Linked DNA regions of Mus musculus: region 2 is linked to region 1. A link is a loop called in an ENCODE intact Hi-C map of the cell type or tissue named here. Cell type or tissue: left cerebral cortex. All regions are shown on one strand. Links, peaks and the distances in the headings refer to the core of each region. The heading gives the core; the rest is flanking DNA.

Region 1 (9,357 bases), core at 543-8,542:
TTGGTTAAAAAAAGTGGGGTAGTAGTCTTACTCTTGCCCAGTGGGATTAACACTACATTCAAGGAACAGAATATACCACAAACCCCTGCAATACACAAACATGGGAGTGATGGGTACTATGCAAATGACCTGTAAAGGATCATGAAGGCCCTAGCTCAGGAGACTTGGAACACCACAGACTGTTTCCCCTCCACACGAGCCCAGGTTCATTCTTTCTCTCTTAATATACTGCTTGTAGCTCTATTTCTAACCATGTGTCGTGTCCCTGATCTAGTTCTCTATCCTGGGACACAAAAGCCTGTATACCTCAGTGGATGCCCTGGGATTCAGATCCATGCCTGTAACAACAGGACTTAACTTTTATATCGCTATTAGGTTATCAAGTTGATAAAGTTTACTATAAAAAAGGCACGTTTTTCAAAAAAAAAAAAAAAAAAAAGACAAGATTCTAAAACTCATTTTCCTACTACTTCCTAAAACTCAATTTTCTAAAACCTTTTTATTTTACATTGTCATTGCTCACAGATCTCTTTGGTGATGAGCACAGTTTACTTATGATTACTAAGTTTAGAGAAATGAAATACTGCGATCTGTAGAACGTTGTGTGTACAAAAACTAGTCACGTCAGTCTTCCTTTCATTTACAGACCATATGTGTTGTAAGTGAACTAAAATTAGAAGATCTCTGGGACCTCAACTTCTCTCAATCCTGTCATGCTGCTGTCTGTCTGTCTGTCTATGTGTTTGCCCATGGTGTTAATAAAACTTCTAATAAACCTCTTGCTCAAAGGAAAAAGAATGGTTATAAAAAGCCCGTCAAAGGGTTGATCTTTTCCCCTTGCTGTTTTGTGTCCTCCTTGCTCTCCCCACCTCCCAGACCACCCTGCCCTTCAGAGACTGCCGCAATTTAGATAGGAAAGCCTTTGCTCCTGGAGGGGAGAAAACTTGATCTTTTCCTACCCTACTGCAAGGGTTCTGGGCCACAGAGCAGCAAGAGAAAAGCTTAGCAAATGCGTGTAGCCAAAGTTTATGCACACACAGAAAATAAGACCAAAGACCCCAGGAAACAGCCTCTGTGTGCTGACTCCTATCCAGGATTGGAGAGCCGTGCAGAAACCCCCCTGGAAGCAAGCATTTGCTTCTCAGCCATTGTGATAAAGGGAATTCTGAAGAGAGCAAGGTGCGTCTTGGAAGAACAGGCTTAAGAAGAACAGAAGAGGCCAGAAACCAGCCTTGCTGCCTGCTGTTGACTGGGAATTCTGGTTCTGTTTCAACGTTGTGCAGAACGGAACACAGGAAGGCCAGAGGATGACCTCCACAGAACCATCTTTGGGACGGTGAATCTGAGCCCTGTGATCCATTCAGTTAGGAGCTGTAATCAATTTAATTTCTAGATAATTTAATTGTAAAAGATAGTTCTGTTTGGTTCAGATTTAACTGCTCAATAGGGCAAAATTGAAAAGTTCTCAAGTAGTTGGGTGGAATGCATTCTATCAGAAATGAAAGCAAACAAAGACCGAGGCACATTTGAGACCCTTAAATGAAATGCTTTTATCACGCTACCTTTCTTACCGTCACTCTGGCCATTTTTGATTGATTTTAGGCCCTGGGACAAGGCTAGGGACAAGGTGCTGAGATGCATATCTTGCATACTAAAGAGACCTGGCCTCTAGGTTCTCCCAACATCCCTCAGTTCCTACCTAGCATATCCTGCACCCAATTCTGAACTTTCCAGCCTAGAGGCTGGACTGCCTTCCCCCCAGAGGCTCTTCCCTACATAATCCAGACATTTTGCTAATTCTCCCCCTCCCTCCTTCCCTTTCTCCCTTTCTCTTCCTCCCTCCCTCCCTCTCTCCTCTTTTCCATTCTCTCCCCTCATTCTCTCTCTCTCTCTCTCTGCACTTTCTCTCTTCCCCCTCCCCTCGTTCTCCCTCCCCATAGTGACTTCTCTGGACTCAGTCTTTGGGGCCAGTGAAGCTGCCCCAGAGCAGTAGCTTCCATATCCATATCCATATCCATATCCATATCCATATCCATATCCATATCCATATCCATATCCATATCCATCTCTGTCTGTCTATCTATCTATCTATCTATCTATCTATCTATCTATCTATCTATCTATCTATATCTGGCTTGGATTGACTTATTTTGGATTACCACAGAGAAAAAACTTACAATTTCTTAAGATCTATTTTTAGGTTAGGGAACAAAGGAAATTGCAAAATGTCAAATAAAGAAACTGGTCCTGTAGCCACTCCATTAGTATGCAGTACTTTGAAAAAAAAATAGAGAAACCCAAGATGTCTCCAGTTTAAAAGTTTCTGAAAACAAGAATGGCCCTGAAGTGTACATGTTCCTACAGTCTGATTCTGTTCTCATAGGGGCCACCAGTTAATTACTGTCAGGCTCAGGATGTGAAGCCACCAATATCTTCATGCAGAGTATTCTCTACAGAGAAGAAGCAAGGAAGCAGATCTGCAGGAGGGTCCCGTCATGGCCGGTGCTCTCTCTCTAGTGAGGACGCTGGAAACTGGAATTTCTTGCCTTCTCCAAGGCAGCTTTGGAGCCTAGGAAGGTCACTCTTGCCCTGCCTTCGATGGAGCCTCACATGACAGGAAGGAAGGAAAGCAATACAGGAACTCTGAGGAGAACGCTCTCACACGACTTTGTTAAGTTTCCTAGTGCACTGTCTGAACTACACAGATGAGCGTGCTACCTAGTTTATTTCTGAAGGATGCCTGTGTCACAAAGTTCTCGCTAGGCATTTCTTTGTTGCTATTGCGGCCTCAGTCCTGTTCCTCGTGATGGATTAGGAGAAGATAACATTTCTTCAGCCTGTAACATCCTTGGGTATTATAATCCAGGGCCACAGTCTACTGAATATTCTTAGACACATCAGCACAATTATTAAATCGATCTGGATGTTTAAATTAACAGTTGATGTTTTCCAGTAATTTTTCATAAATCATTTGGTTTGCCAGATAATAACAAGAATATGTACACATTTATTTTTAAAGAACCGTCTGTCGAGTTGCATAAAAGGCAAGTTCGATATGATGGCCAGAAAAGACAGGAATGGGGCAGGCGGCATAGTTCCATTCCTCCAACAAAGTGTGGACAATGAGCATATTTTATATTTAGATTTGGTTTATTGAGGGGACCTTAAACTTTTTTTTAAAGTGCACATGAATCGTCTGGAGAAATCAGAGTCTAAAGTGATTAATTAGAACTTATTTTGTCCTGAACAGATTTACTAAGCATTTTTCAAATAGCCACAATGTTTGTAATTACCAGAATCACACCTCCATTGGCCAGCCTTACTTACTTCATGCATGAACAACAATCTGATTGAGCACTCTTGTTAGGGTTTCATTCTGCGCTGTAATTAGCCATAATCATAGCCTTCCTGGGTGCATGAGAATGTGCAAGCAACTATTCACAGACTCAGCCCATTTGAATATGAATCTTCTCAGTGAGGAGCAATAAAGCAGGAGAAACAAAACAGTTTCTCTAGGGAATCCAGTGAAGCCTCTCTCCTCTGATTCTGCCCCCTTCAAAATGTTCTCCCTCCAGGCTCTGGATTCTATTTGCTAAAACAAGGGTGGCTTAATGAAGACAATGGCCTATTATTCCTTAAGTGACACAGGAGGGCCCAAGTATTACAGGCTTAGTTCTTTCAGTCTTTGCTAAGGACACAAGGAACAAAAGAACAAGCAATTGTGTGTGGAGAAGAGAATTCGGTTCAGGCTCCACTTGGGGACCACTCAGAATGAGATGGGGCCATGCTATTCTTACGCTCTGAGGAGGCTGGTGCATGCTGGCTTTCTTCTCTTTCTTCCCCTCTTCACCCCCCTGCAAATGACTCAGGCATTACAGAAAAAGGCTCCAAGCAGCAGGGATAGAAAGCAAAGGCTTAGTGGAGGAGGGGTGACATTTCTGATCCCATCCCAAGCACATTCAAAGTGAGCCACCTACTGGCAAGCTCCTCTCTTCCTGTTCTCCTCACGCTCTAATCCCCTCAACTCTTAAGGGAAGACCTAGGGAAACAGGCTGAGATCAGCCACAAGGATTTTCAGCCAAAAATGGAGACATAAAATAGGAATGCCTTCATGGCAGTATGGAGTCTTTGAGAGAAAACGGTTTGGACCAGTAGAAGTATGCCAAAATGTCAGACATGAAGGGTTGCTTAAAATGCTGTGTGCTCCGCACAGAAAATTAAAGATGACTCTAGTTTACTAAAATATATTGATTTCGAGATTCATGAAGTTAAGTCAACTAATCGTTTAAACCAGTTAAACCACATCAGAATGGTCTTGCCCTTGACTAACTTTCAGTTCTTCAATGCATTTGTTTCCTGTTTTGTTGCTTGTTGTTTTTTTGTTTCAGAGACATTATACACCGCTAATAAAATATCTGTTTGAATTCTTTGTGGGCATTTTTACCACGGGAAGGCTCAAGGGCTGTAATGTGACCCTAATCATTTTCTGACCACCTTACAAGTTTAGGATCTGCATCATCCTGACAAAGTGAGCCCTCTAAGACTACCTGAAGGAATCAACTACTGGAATTTCAACTGTGGTCTCCTGTTCGTAGGTACGCGAATGTGTGTGTGTGAGAGTGCATGCGTGCATGCATGCATGTATAATCACATTTGAAGGTCTGAGTAAAACTGTGACCATTCCTGGTACAGTATGGTATACATTTTGGGGTCACTAGAAGTGACAACCAAAGGCATGTCATTGAAGAGATCTGACATGCTGAATCATGTCTCCTACCAGGTGTACATTATGAACCTGGTAAGTCCAACAGAGCCAGGGTCACACTCTCCTAAGAAGGGACTCAGTATGCTGATGTGCTGAGGTCACCTTGTTAACCTGGAAGTTGTAGACATTTTCACAAATCTCTCACCATAAGATGCATTTTCACGAACATGAGGACTTCTTCGGAATATCCCCTGATGGTCTCTCTAGTGGGGTTCTTACCCTATTTGTAGGCTATTTTCTTGTTTAAAGCTACTATATTGTTTTCATAGAATAATATGTGATTTCAAACAGACTTATCATACTTAAATCACTCTGAAAAGCACAAGAATGCCCATGACATTAGTTTAAACTGAAGGCTGACAGAGGCCACCATTCCTAATATTTTTTCTTAAAATTTTTTTTTTATTTCATGTACATTGGTGTTTTGCCTGTCTATATGTTTGTATGTATGCATGCATGATGCCTGATATAAGGGTGTCTGATCCCCAGGAACTGAAGTTATAGACAGTTGTGAGGTGCCATGTGGGTGCTGGGAATAGAACCTGGGTCCTCTGGAAGGACAGCCAGGGCTCTTAACCCCCGAGTCATCTCTGCAGCCACTATTCCTAATAATTTCAAAACTAAAAATTACAGTACAGCTATCACTTGTCATCTGGCTCTGTGGCTAGTTGGGGTGCTTTAATAGACCTTGGTTCGCCCAAGCCTTATTCCAGCCACAGTAGGTGTGGTCACAATGATGCTATTATTCCCAAAGACATGGACAGTGCAAACCACAAAGATCCTGGAGAAAATTAAAACACTGAAAGATTCAACAACTCTTGGGGACACAGAGCTAATTGGCAGCATGTTTGTAATTAAATGGATGGATTGTGGTCAATTCTTACAAGACCATGTGAGGAGATATTAGCTCCTGGGGGTGGGTCTGCTCTGCTGGCTGTCCAAACATGAGAACTGTAATTATTTTTTGAGACTATGTAGGTGGAAGAGTCTGTTACTAACATAATAGATTATCAGTCACTCCTGGATTTTTCACAAGAAGAAATGAGCTTTTACATAATTCACTTCTGTATATACTAAATAAATCCTCGACATGTGCAAGATACTGTGCACAGTTAAAGCAAAGAAAAAGGAACAAAACAAAAACTTAATTGTTTTGAGGTTGGAAATAAAATGGTCCCTTACTTCAAAGAATCAGCAAAAACCATGTAACACAAATGTAAAAACATATACAGTTTAAGGCAGAAACAATCCTGCCAAGATTACCATAAATACAAGAGGGTCTTGATTCTTAATTTATTTACTCTTCCCTACTCCTGGCCCAGAACAATACATGAGTGTCATTTGCTGAAAGCAGTAAATATGGAGGTTGAAAGCAATCTTCTAAAATGAATATCCACCATAAATGTTGAGCAGAACATTTATGGATATTAGTTGATAAACAGTCATGTTTATAGCACTGCCTGTTGTCTGGGTCAGTTGGAGCCAGTGACTTAATCCTTTATAAAGACGTCTGTAAAATATCCCATTCTCTCCCCCTGTCATGCTTTTGGTGTTGATCAATAAAAGAGAGAGCAGAGCTCTTTGTTAGGGACAGACACAGTCACAACTGACAGACACAGGGTCAGATTCAGAAGACCATCTTTCATCAGGCTCAGACTCAGACTCAGACTCATATAACAGACAGAAGACGCACTGAGCATGGAATGGAGAATTCAAATCGGGGCTCACCCTGGTTTACTGACTCCAAGGGAAAGTGTTTTGATTTCTAATTCGACACCCTTGCATTATTGGTGACTCAATCACTAATGTGTTTAACCCATGCAATGTATCTCTGAGGAAGTTCCCAAAAAGATTTAACTGGAAAGGCCTTCCTAAATGTGGATAGCCACCATCCCATGGGTAGAGAGAGTCACTGACTGAAGAAAAGAGCAAAACAAACCAACAATAAATTAAAACAAACAGGAGATGAGAGGGAGGGACGGAGGGAGGGAGGGAGGGAGGGAGGGAGAGAGAGAGAGAGAGAGAGAGAGAGAGAGAGAGAGAGAGAGAGAGTAGAATGAGCCCAAGCTAACATCAGCATTCCTCTTCTTCTCTACTTTCTGACTGCAGATACAATGTGACCAAGCTGCTGGACAGGCCCACCCCCAGCATCGATCTTACTTGAACACATCATACAATATATAGAAGTAGTTTAAATACATTGTCTGTAAAAGCCTCAAATAAAAGAGTAATTAAAAGTAGGAGACATAAATATTTTTGCCCGGATATAACTGCTCATTCTGCTGCTTTGTGAATCTGAACACTCAATGTTATGGATTCTTAGAACTATATGACTTTAGAAAATAACATTTTGGACAAAGTTGTGATAAAATGATGCCAGTCTACAAACACCTATTAATTAAGTTGTAGATAACAAGTGACCACTAAATCTACCAATTAAGTTATAACTAGTTAAATTATCAGAATTGCTAAGCCCTAAACTGTAAGAAAATTGTTATTCATTGCCATTTGGTGACTTGAAAGTATGCTTTTTCTCTTTAATAAATTTTAAACCTACCTTAACATTTAGATATATCAAACTGTTAACATTTAGGAATTAAGGGTATAGTTTAACAATAGAGTGTCTACCGAGCATGCATGAGGCTCTCTGGCTTCAATGGTCTTTGCCAAAACAAGTCTAATTTATTTTATTGTCTGTGGCTATCATTTTTATAATTATCAATATTTCAGGATTGATAATTAATAATCTCCATACTTTTATAATACAAGGAAGTAATTAGAAGAGCAATTCAGGGGAGTAAAGCCACAGCTGATAAGGAAAGAGAATATTCACAGGGCACCTGCACAGAGCAGGTCAAGGGAGGGTCAGCTAGCTGGGCTCTGATGCTTCCCTGGGTCCACCATTTGCTGCTGAGACTCTGCCAAGCAAATGGCTCTGCTCACAGACCTCAGTGAGACTCTCTCAGTAATGGGCCCGTTTCAGTCCTGAGGAGCATTCGTCTGGCCCTGCCTGTGGGACCGGGACCGGTGGTGCCTCCCTTCTTGTCCTTTTCTCTATCCCTGGTCCTCACTGTATGTCTGCTCCTGTGGTGTTCCAGCTCTGTAACACGTGTGTAGTAAGTACAGCTTGATAGCAGTCATAACGGGCCTTTTTTCTTAAAGCATCCTTCACTCCTTCAATGCCAGTGGATCGAACTGCTTGCTCTTCTTTAGTAAACTCCATTTTGCTCCTTTTTGATATTTCTATACAGTCTCCTTTGCCTGGAACATCATCTTCTCTGTAATTCTGTTTTCCTCTCTTGTCAAACCTTAAGGTCTCATGTGGCATCAACTCAACTGCTAACTTCTCATTTTACAAGCCCCTGGATTCCCCCAAAGTTATGGGTATATTTCCTTAGCACTCTTTTTTCACCATTGTGAAAGATGTGATAGATGTGCATGCACAGGTCTCATACATGGGTTTCTGAAGGCCTGTCATTGAGGACAATGGCTGGCATGAAGTATACAGCCCTACTGTCCAGTAAGTCAGTGTGATCCCATTTATTAGGTGTGATATACACTGTATACCAAGGTGACAGAACTAACCTCCAAGAATCCTGACTAAAGTCACATAAAAGAAAAGTCATCTATTTCAAAATTTCTGACTTCATAAAAAAGGGCTTAGGGGAGTCTCTGAAAGTACAGAGATTGGTAGCTAATTTGAAAGATGGAGGGAAAGAATTCCAAATATTTTTACAGAGCTTTCCTTGATATTCGATTACACCATAGAAAATTCACTGTAACTATACTCCTGTGTGGATTTACAGGTGTGGCTTACAGAGCTGGTCGCTGTACTGAGAGACTGGGACTGAGAATCCTGTCCTGTGCCCACTGTTACCCAAGAGTCACAGCCTCCTCCTCCTGACCAGGGCAGATGTGCTGACTCCTTTTCTCTTCTAATTCCAGATCTTCCACTAGCTAAAGGATACACTTCAGCAAGACATAAGGAAGAGATTTTATTTCCCCTACTGCTACTCTGGGGAGACAAAGTTCTTCAGCCACTGGAGGTGGAAGCTGAGGGTTGACATATTGTCAGATCCACTGTCTCCACTCATGGGAGCTAACCACTTCCCTTGCTTACTAACTGACCAGAAACTGCAGGGCCTGGGCTCCTGTTTACTCTGTACTCTTTGCTCTCCTTAATTCTTTTGGACCAGGTTTTCTCTCACTCCCAGTTCATACTCAGAATGTCCTCTGGGCTTCTTCAAGTTAGACTTGACACACCATCCACCAAATTCCTTATGCCAAAGTATTTCTGAAAGGCAAGTCTACCCAGGTCTTTCCCACCTGCAACTTCCTGGTGTGCCACACTAGCTTTCAGCGATGAGCTCATTCCTTTCAATCTAGCCATCAAATGCTTTATACCCAGGATTTGTTATTTTACCCATTTTGATGATCTTAAGTTCAAGTCATTTACTACAACTTCTCCTTCTTTTGCTGGATGCTGGCATTGCCCCCCTAAGCCTTAGAGAATACGGCAGTACCGTGAAACAAGCACAGCGTAAGGATCCCCGTGAATACCTTTCCCTACTCTGCCTTCTTTGTCTTGAGTA
Region 2 (9,357 bases), core at 611-8,610, 320 kb after region 1:
CTTAGCCCAAGTGTTTGCGTCCAGAGCTCTGGGTTTTTGAAGGTTCAGTGGGACTTCGCCAAAGCAGGCAGTTTAACAGAAGCTAAGAAAAACTACTTAGGGCATCTTGTCCTTGGGTTCCTAAAACACATTTTGGTAATTTTCCATGGGTTGTCCATCAAGGAGATCAAATTCCAATTAAACTTGAAATGGCCTCAGCAAGACTACAAAATGTAGGAACCTCTGCACCGTCTTGTCCTGTCAGAAATAGAGTAACATATTTGCAGTTCATTATCTAAGATTATAAAATATTATCTGTAAATATCCATGTACAAAACATATGTGTATTTACTTTATAATTATTCCCTAGGCTAAGATATCACAGACAAATTAAGATACACACACACACACACACACACACACACACACACATATATATATATATATATATATATATATACTATATGATATTATAGCAATGTTCTGCCATATAGATTTGCTGCTTGCATGTATAAGCACACATCTATAAGTGATTGCACATATATTCATTGTTATTACTTTTAATTAATTTATCAATTATTTATATGTATGTGGATGTTTTGTCTGTATGCATGCATGTCTATGTACCATGTGCATGCCTGTTGACCACAAAAGCTGGAAGAGGGTATCGGTATCAGATTTGGGTATTAGAAATTGAATATAAGTGGTCTCAATGGCCAAGCATCTCCCCAATTCTCTTGTTATTATTTTGTAATCTAGATTTTAATGATTGGAAGTATACCACAAATTATATGAACAGTTCCATGTAAGCGACTACTAAGTTACAACCCTTTACTGGGTGATAATATACATCAGATGCTGCAAGAAGTATCATAACAACACACTGAAGAAGGAGGAGGAAGTGAAGGAGAGGGAGAAGAAGAGGGGAGGAGGGAGTAGAAGGAGGAGGAGGAGGAGGAGAGAAGAAGAAGGAGAAGGAGAAAAGGGGAAGGGGAAGGAGAAGGGGAAGAAGGGGAAGGAAGGGGAAGGGGAAGGAGGAGAAGGAGAAGGAGAAGGAGAAAAGGGGAAGGGGAAGGAGAAGGGGAAGAAGGGGAAGGAAGGGGAAGGGGAAGGAGGAGAAGGAGAAGGAGAAGGAGAAGGAGAAGGAGAAGAAGAAGAAGAAGAAGAAGAAGAAGAAGAAGAAGAAGAAGAAGTCGTCAACTAAACAAACTGCAAACTTTTCACATATAGTCAAATCACAGAAAATGATGATTAGCCAAATTTTTCTTTTAACTCTTAGTTCTTAGAAGGTTTGGGTCTATTGTGGTGATAAGACCTGAGAAATCTACTCAGTGTTTACCCAAACATCGAGTACTTTTTAGTGGTTCACAACAAACAGTGGTAGGGCTTTAAAATTAGCTCCAGCTCCTCTAGACAGTTCAAGTAAGGAACTGAGTTTTTAGGAAGGGTTCTTCTCTGTGGCTGTTTCTGAAATGCAATTACAGGAAATCTGGAACAGGCCCTGGAGGTAATCTATAATCCCACTGTAGACCCTCAGTAGACAAGTCAACCAGAATTGAAGGATGCTGGAAATTTATTCTAAGTTGTGAAATTAGAAAGAAGGGTGGCCAGGAATCAAGTTACTGCTTGCCTGACTCTAAAGATACCTTGCTTTCTGTGAGGGAGAACACTGGGTCTCTCTAGCTCTCCCCACCCTGTGAGGGAGAACACTGGGTCTCTCTAGCTCTCCCCACCCTGTGAGGGAGAGCACTGGGTCTCTCTAGCTCTCCCCACTCTGTGAGGGAGAACACTGGGTCTCTCTAGCTCTCCCCACTCAGGAATCATAGCTGGGCTTGAGGGGCTGTAGAAATGGAATTTGGAATATTTCCACATGACATTTGGTTGTTTACCTGACCACTTTCTTAAGATGTTCCTCTTTAGCCTACATAAGAATTACAGTTGATTGAGTACAATAGGCTTAGTTGCTCATTTTATTGTAAAATCAATTTGTTTCACGGGTTTACTATTCAAAAGTCTCTATTTGTATATAATTTTCATAATTTATGCAAAGTGAATTTAAGACTTTATAGTACAATAAACACTTAATAACACCTAAAACATGATTTGAACAGTTATACAGATTTTTGTAATTTCATTTCTGCTACTATTATTATTTCACCTTCTTCCCCTCAATTTTCTTCATAAGTCCTGCATTTATAGTAGGATTTTCATGACTTAAACCCTTGGAAAAATACATTAGAACAGATTCTCTTGGGATTTTAATGTAGTTCTATAGTACCTTTAAAATAGCTCCCACCAGCTTCCTTCAACATCACCCCCATAGCGTTGTCTTTAAAAAAAAAATCTATTCACAGTAGTAGAAAAACCAGTAAAATTTAAAATTTGATCATGTCTTTGTCCCTTGTAATCCCCTGTCCTGCAACTTACCCGATGGATTGGTTGTCTTTGAGTCTTGATCTCAGATGCTATGCATACATGACCACTGTCAATATATTTTTATTTTGCCATCTGTGTTTTCAAAGGTGTTGAATGAATCACACACACACAGAGGAGAACTGTCACACACTGCCCAGTTTTCTTAATATTTAGTATTTTTCATGAATTCCTTATCCTTCCAACCCTGACCTTTTCTAGATATTTCAAAGCTATTGGGTCTTCTGCTCCTGAATCTTTTGCATCGTTGGCTCTCTGTTTTTATTTCACTGTTTCAAAACCATTGTCCCCCATTCTCAGAACTGGGCTCCTTCCCTGGAATCACTTTTTCCCTTCTCTTTCCTCTTCTCTCCTCTCCTCTCCTCTCCTCTCCTCTCCTCTCCTCTCCTCTCCTCTCCTCTCCTCTCCTCTCCTCTCCTCCCCTCCCCTATCCTATCCTATCCTATCCTATCCTATCCTATCCTATCCTATCCAGTTTTCTCCTGTAGAGGGAATAGCACATCATGTTAGGAACTGGACTTTTCACTGCTGTTATCCATCCTTTCTATCACAAGCAAAGAACTATGTTCTTTCCTCTGAGGTCTTAGGCAGCTTTTCTAGAAATGGGATGAGCTATATATGAATTCCAATTTCATTACAAAGAAGGTACAAGAAAGTGACTGTAGTTCTCTGGGCGTCATGTGCAGCTCTACTGGATAGCAGCACACTGAGCTGCCTAGATTACTGAGGGCTCAGAAAAGACCTTACTTGCAGCATATGTAAGTGTCTGGCCATCAGTGGCACTATAATTATTATAAAGCATGAGGGAGAGAGAGAGAGAGAGAATATGAATGAGAATTGAGGCCCCTGTCCTAAAGTTGACTGGAAAGTTCCTATCTTGGTCTCAAACCATTATTTAACACTATATGTTATTTTGAAGAAATCTTTAAATTGAAAAGAAACAATATACTACAAAACTAAAAGTAGATTAATTGAGAAGATAAATGCAAGAATTTAGAAAATATTGTTTGTTTGTTTTATTTTTCTGTTTAAGACAGGGACTTGCTATGTGCAGTCTAGACCATTCTAGAACTTGCTATGTGGAGCACCCTGGCCTAGAATTCACAGAAATCCAGCTGCTGCTTTTGAGTGTTGAGAGTTAAGACATGCACCACCCCACCTGGCTCAGGAGACTAGCAAGTATCTAAGAGCCTCACCTGGAGTGGTGTTAAAAGAGTGGGTGGTTGTAAACAGCAGGCAGATGTGAGAAATGCTAGAGATGGTGTGACAAGGGGAATGAGAAGACAGTCTGGGAGATATCATGGACTCTAGCCAGATTCTAATGAAGAGAGTGATCACAACAGCAGAGGTGATGTCACTTCAAGATCTCGCTCGAAATCCACTGTCACCTGTGAGCTAAGAACACAGGGTGCAAAATCCTTACACAGAGTATGGAGGCCTTATCAAGAACCTACAACCATTTCACAGAGTCCAGAACTCTTCACAGAACCTAGATTCAAAACCTTGCCCAGAGTTCTTTCATAGGCCCCAAGCTCTCTTCAGCTGTCTACACAGTGGCTTCCATTTCCACCATTTCTTTCTGGGGCATCCACATGCTGCCTTTGAGTTTTATGCAAAGGACTCTGCGGAGGGAGTGAGCATTTGTTCAGTCTTTTGGAGCAGAATAGTCTATACACTCATGGGAATCTTGAGATTCCAATCAAGCAAGTTCTCCGCTTTACTCCCTCTGTTCCAGGAGGGCTGTGAAAGGCACAAAACTGCCGTAGTCTGCAGGTCACTGACCAGGGTCTGAGCAGGAAAACACCTAGGGAAAAACACCTAGGGGAAACTGTTTTTGGTTTTGTTTGTTTTTTTTTTTGTTGTTGTTGTTTTGTTTTGTTTTGTCTTTTTTCTAACTACTGCTCTATACTATAAATTTATGCTCTGTGATAAATGGAAGAAAATATATGCCATGCACTGGAGGGCAGGTGAGGGGCAAGCTGCTTCAGAGACATTTCACTGGCCATTAAGGGTTTGGAGTAATATTCTTTCTTCTCTCTCTGCCCCTGGTCTTGTCTAGTGTTTGTCAGGTTCAACTCCAGCTATGGCTTCCCAGTGGAGGTCGATTCTGACACCAGCATCTTGCAGCTCAAGGAAGTGGTTGCTAAGCGACAGGGGGTTCCAGCTGACCAGCTGCGTGTGATTTTTGCCGGGAAGGAGCTTCCGAATCACCTGACGGTTCAAGTGAGTCTCCCTGGGTGGGTGGTCCCTGGGATGTAGCCAGGGCCAAAGACCCTGCAGCTAATGCTGCCAATCTGACATTCACGCCTGAGATCTAATAGAATAAATAGTACCTGGGGATTCCTTGAACTTTACTCCGCACGGCTTCATTAATTCTGACCTTCTTAATTATGCATTAAAACAGTATGCAGGAAGGACTGGAGGAACAAGTGTGGGTGAGCCAAGACCGGGAGAGAGAAGCCAGGGGCGCGCGCGCTCAGTTTAGTGAATAAATGTTTACTGACTGAGGGAGCAGGAAGGCACAATTTCTGGGTCTGTTCAATTTTTACCTTCCTTATTCTATTTGAATCGTAATGAAGAAGGATTCAAATAAATCGTTCCCAAGAAGGCTGCTCAGGCCATGCCTAGTGAGGGATTTACAACCCAACTGTGACCCCTGGAGGACACTCATAGCTGCTGCCTGGACTACAGCAGACACTGGCCCAGGGCCCCCATTTGCAGAGGGCTCTGAGCCAAGGACAGGAAGCATCAAATTCACACAGCAAAAGTCCATCTTTGTATCTCGGGGGCGTAGACGGAGTTACCCCTGGCCGACGCCCCTGAAACAGAACTAACTAAACTGTGGGGATCTGCTTTCCTGCCTATTACTTCCTGGGTATCTGGCCCCTGCTGTGCTGTGGAAACCGCTTCTTTATGGCATCTTGTACATTTGGAGAGATGAGTTTTGTAGGCATCCAAGGAACTGGATAGCAATTGATGCACGGGCCCTTTGCCTAGAATGAGAGAACAGTGAGTGTTTTGGAGGGAAGTCCGGCAAATATGAACCACATTTACTCAAGTGATTAGAAGCAGGGAAAAGCGCGTCCCCTCCACTCTGTGTAGGGTGGTATTGCACCCTGGTTCACAGCAGGGTGGGGACCTGTGCTGTACTCGGAGCTTCTGACTGCCCAGGCCAGGCAGTGCGCTGACGTATTTGCTGCTTTGTGAAATGCTTTTGGAATGTGGGTATACAAAGAAACTATAGAAATGCAAATGATTCTGCTATCTCCCCCCCCCCCCCCGCCTGCCCCCTTTGGTGGCAGGAGGACTCACACCCATTGTGCACAAAGTGCTGTGCTTTGCTTTCAGGCAATTTGTTTCATAAGGGAAGTGCCTGTGCTAAGAAGTGTTTGGATTTTTTTTTTTTTTTAATTTCAGTCAACTAAAAAGCTTTTGCAGTTCCTGCCAACTTCTAAACCTAAGATTGTTTCCTTCACAAATAAATGGTTTTAAAACTGTTTCTTGAATCCAGATAGACTTTATTATGAGAGCCATTAGATTTTAAATCCCCTCACCTGTACAAAGGAGGGTACGTGTAGCAGTTGGCTGTTTTTTGTTCAGTAAGACTAACTGGCGTGAGGGACAGATAGATTTTATAACAGTTAATGTATTGGTTCAACTGTCTTACCTTGATTCGCACGTTTAGAATTCCCAGTGTTCAGAGCTTTTCAGTGGCTTGGTTAGAGGGAGTTCGTTCAGGGAGTCTGCTTCTTACCCGCTTAGGCCTCTGAACTAAAGCAACACTAGCTCAGACTGTCTGAGAGCACTACATATGCTAAAATCACTAACAAAGCCACGTGGTCCAGCCGAACGCATATAATATGCACAGGCTGTGTGTAATTATTACTGTATAACCCATTAAAGATGAGTATCGTGATGTTTCAAAAGTGAGGCTGTATATCTAATGGGAAGGCACCAGGAAAGAGCTCCCGAGTGGATCCAGATATGGATTCTTCAGATGAAAAGGAAACACACACCACGGGCTTGGGAGGCAAGCCAGGTGCTGTTCTTCCGGAAGCAGAAGCAATACTGAAGACAGGAAAAGATGGAGTTTCCTGGGGCATTTGACAAAATCTTGACAGACTTGGTCCTTCGATTTCATTCATAGACAGCAAAGGGGTGCCATAGAAAGCCATGGGAAGGGAGCTGAATGTCCAGGGGTGCTGAGAGTTTATGAAGAATGGATATGTAAGGAGATATTTAACAAACTGTTGGAACCTGGGTCTGGACCTAGGGTACAGATTTAATATTCACAGATATTTGCCCAGAGAGAAATATTTTTACAGCAACTGGAATAGATTCAATTGTGAAGGGGTGAGCACGAAGCAGTATGAGTATCTTCGTTTCCTGACAAGGGAGCAGACAACTTCAGGAAGTAGAGGCCACCCAACTGACACTTTTGAGGCTATCCTTAAAGCCTCTAAATTCTGAGAGTTAAAAAGTAAGTGAAGAGCCTTTCTGTTCTTAGGGGCTGAGGTAATCATTCAGTGACAAAGGTTGCCCTACAAACACAAGACCTGAGTTCAGATCCCCAGAGCCCTCTTTAAGTTTAACTTAGTCATACACAGTTGTTTGTAATTCAGTGCTCTTAAGGGGAGGTCAGAAGCCAGCAGGCCAGCGAGCCTAGCATACACAGCAAACAAGATACCCTGCCTCAAATTCTGTGAAGGTGGGAACTGACATGCGTGGTCATCCTTTGACTTCCACACACATGTGTTCACGCACATATACATGGTACATGTGCACACAAAGATTTTCTTTTAATTTTCTGTTATAAACAATAAAAATTTGGTGAAAGTGGAGAAAGGGTTTGTGACAGAGGACTCTGTAATGTGTTTAGCTCCACCTGTCACTGAAAGGAAGCAGACCCACCTGGAGAGTTCTCAGAGGAGAAGTGATGTCTGTCAGGCTGTGCTACATGGACTAGCCTCTGCCTTTATGAATAGCTGACTTGTATGGAGACGTAATGAGTTTGAACCAATTTTGTATCCATTAAGATTTTTTCGCTTAACATAATACCATGCTAAGTGTATACATGGTGTTCTAACAGTGTTTATATCTTCATCTACCTCTTAAATCTTTAGATTATGTCTAGTTTTTAATGTAACACATGAAAGCAAATTGATTTTTACATGCAGGATGCACATTAGTGAATTTAGCTTCTCTGTCTCACATTGTTCATTTTAAAGGTAGAAATAACTATAAGCCTAGTCTTGCAACTTTGTAAGGAAAGAAATGAGTCTGTTTATATAAAGATGCTACATGTAAGCACACTGTACCAATGTGTGCTGCTGTTGATTGTGTGGGTATTGTGTGGGTATAAGGTATGATCCTTAGATCATCTTAATGCAATCATAATCCATACATGTAAAATTAAAGTTAGAGACGAGGCAACAGTAACTGTGCAAGCATTGTACTATGCTGTATTGCATAGGTGTGTTAATTATTTGCACACTATAACAAACAGAAAAATCCCCATTTTTTGTTTCTTTGCTAAGAGTCCTGTCAGCTCTTGCAACAGAGTACTAAAAATCTGCTTGAATCACAGGTCACTCCTCTGTACTTAGCCAAACATAGCATGCTGCATGTCAAAATTCCTCAAATAACCCTCTGTTATTTATTATTAAATTTATTAAAAAAATTGTACAAAGAAAATGAATCCTAGTACAGTTATTTATATCCCAAACTGTTACAAACATTACAGTTACATTAACTGCTGAGATGAGACTTTAGTCTCTATTTGGACTTTAGAGCAGAATTAATTGCATTTTTCACTAAATGCTTTGCTGTTAATGTATCAGCAGAGGGTTAGCCAGAATATTAGTCAGGGTCCTCAAACAAAACAGAAACAATACTTAATATGTTTGTGTCCTTTGTGTCCTTTGTGTGTGTGTGTGTGTGTGCATGTGTAATTTGTATTATATACTATATATTAGACACAACACTGTACTTATTTATAGAAGTTTATTATTAGAAATTAACACTTGCCATTAAGGAGGCTGGGAAGTCCCCAGATCTGCAGGTGAAAACCTTGGAGAATCAGTAGTGCTGCTCCAAGCCAATGTGTAGGTCTCTGGGCCAAAAGCCAGAGGCACAGCTCTAGTTTAAGGCTTAGCCAAGGGAGAGCCAACAGTTCAGTTCAAGCCTGAAGGCCAGGAAGAGAGTGATGCCCTCCCTCAAAGATGGTCAAGGGGAATTCCCCTTTCTCAACCATCAGCTCTTTTGTCTTATAGCAAAGATCCTCAGCAGACAGGATAAGGACCTCTCACACTGGGAGGCAGCCTCTTTACTCAGGCCACCAACACAAACACTGACCTCATTCAGAGACACAGGTCATACCCAGAATAAGCTTTGATGTTTGTCCAGGTGCCCTAGGCTCCTCATGTTGACATAATATTAACCATCATAGCCAAAATGTGGGATACATTGTTTAAATGTGGCCCATGGGAGAAGTTATTGAATTTATATTCTCTCTGTAATGATGAATTTAACTTTCAGCACACACACAAAATAAGATAGAAATGTATATTTTACATCGTGACCTAGTCAGTATTCTATTGCTGTGAAGAGACATTATAACCACAGCAATTCTTATTAGGAAAAGCCTTTTATAATATGTAACAGAGGATGGCCTAGTCGGTCATCAATGGAAGGAGAGACCCTTGGTCCTGTGAAGTTTCTATGCCCCAATATAGGGGAATGCCAGGGCCAGGAAGTGGGAGTGAGTGGGTTGGTGAGCAAGGGGAGGAGGGGAGGGACAGGGGGTTTTCAGAGGGGAAACTAGAAAAGGGGATAACATTTGAAATGTAAATAAAGAAAATATCTAATATAAAGATAATAATTGGGGCTTGCTTATAGTTCCAGAGGTTTAGTCCATTTTCCTTATGGTGGAGAGCTGCCAACACA

Evidence for each region. Hi-C counts contacts between places; a loop is a spot of excess contacts. Peaks named below come from ENCODE experiments on the same cell type or tissue, not always from the same donor. Only the 100,000 strongest peaks of a DNase experiment are listed, where the experiment ranks them.
Region 2: it touches region 1 in a loop (2.5-fold over the local background); 3 of 42 quality-filtered maps call a loop at or near these places.

The regions. Positions count from the first base shown.
Region 1 is chr17:10,741,381-10,750,737 of GRCm38, forward strand. The region is part of intron 2 of Pacrg (PARK2 co-regulated); the gene reads right to left. Among named protein-coding and RNA genes, the nearest start is that of Gm16169, 62 kb to the right of the region's middle. In left cerebral cortex, for the core only: a CTCF peak has its summit at 3,988 (motif pointing left); DNase peaks (open chromatin) are centred at 3,450 and 3,894; H3K27ac peaks cover 1,489 bases.
Region 2 is chr17:11,062,658-11,072,014 of GRCm38, forward strand. Prkn (parkin RBR E3 ubiquitin protein ligase) reads left to right here. Exons shown (of 12, transcript NM_016694.4): 2 at 4,472-4,635. Among named protein-coding and RNA genes, the nearest start is that of Gm41526, 67 kb to the right of the region's middle. In left cerebral cortex, for the core only: CTCF peaks have their summits at 5,069 (motif pointing left) and 5,734; a DNase peak (open chromatin) is centred at 5,073; H3K4me3 peaks cover 701 bases; H3K27ac peaks cover 721 bases.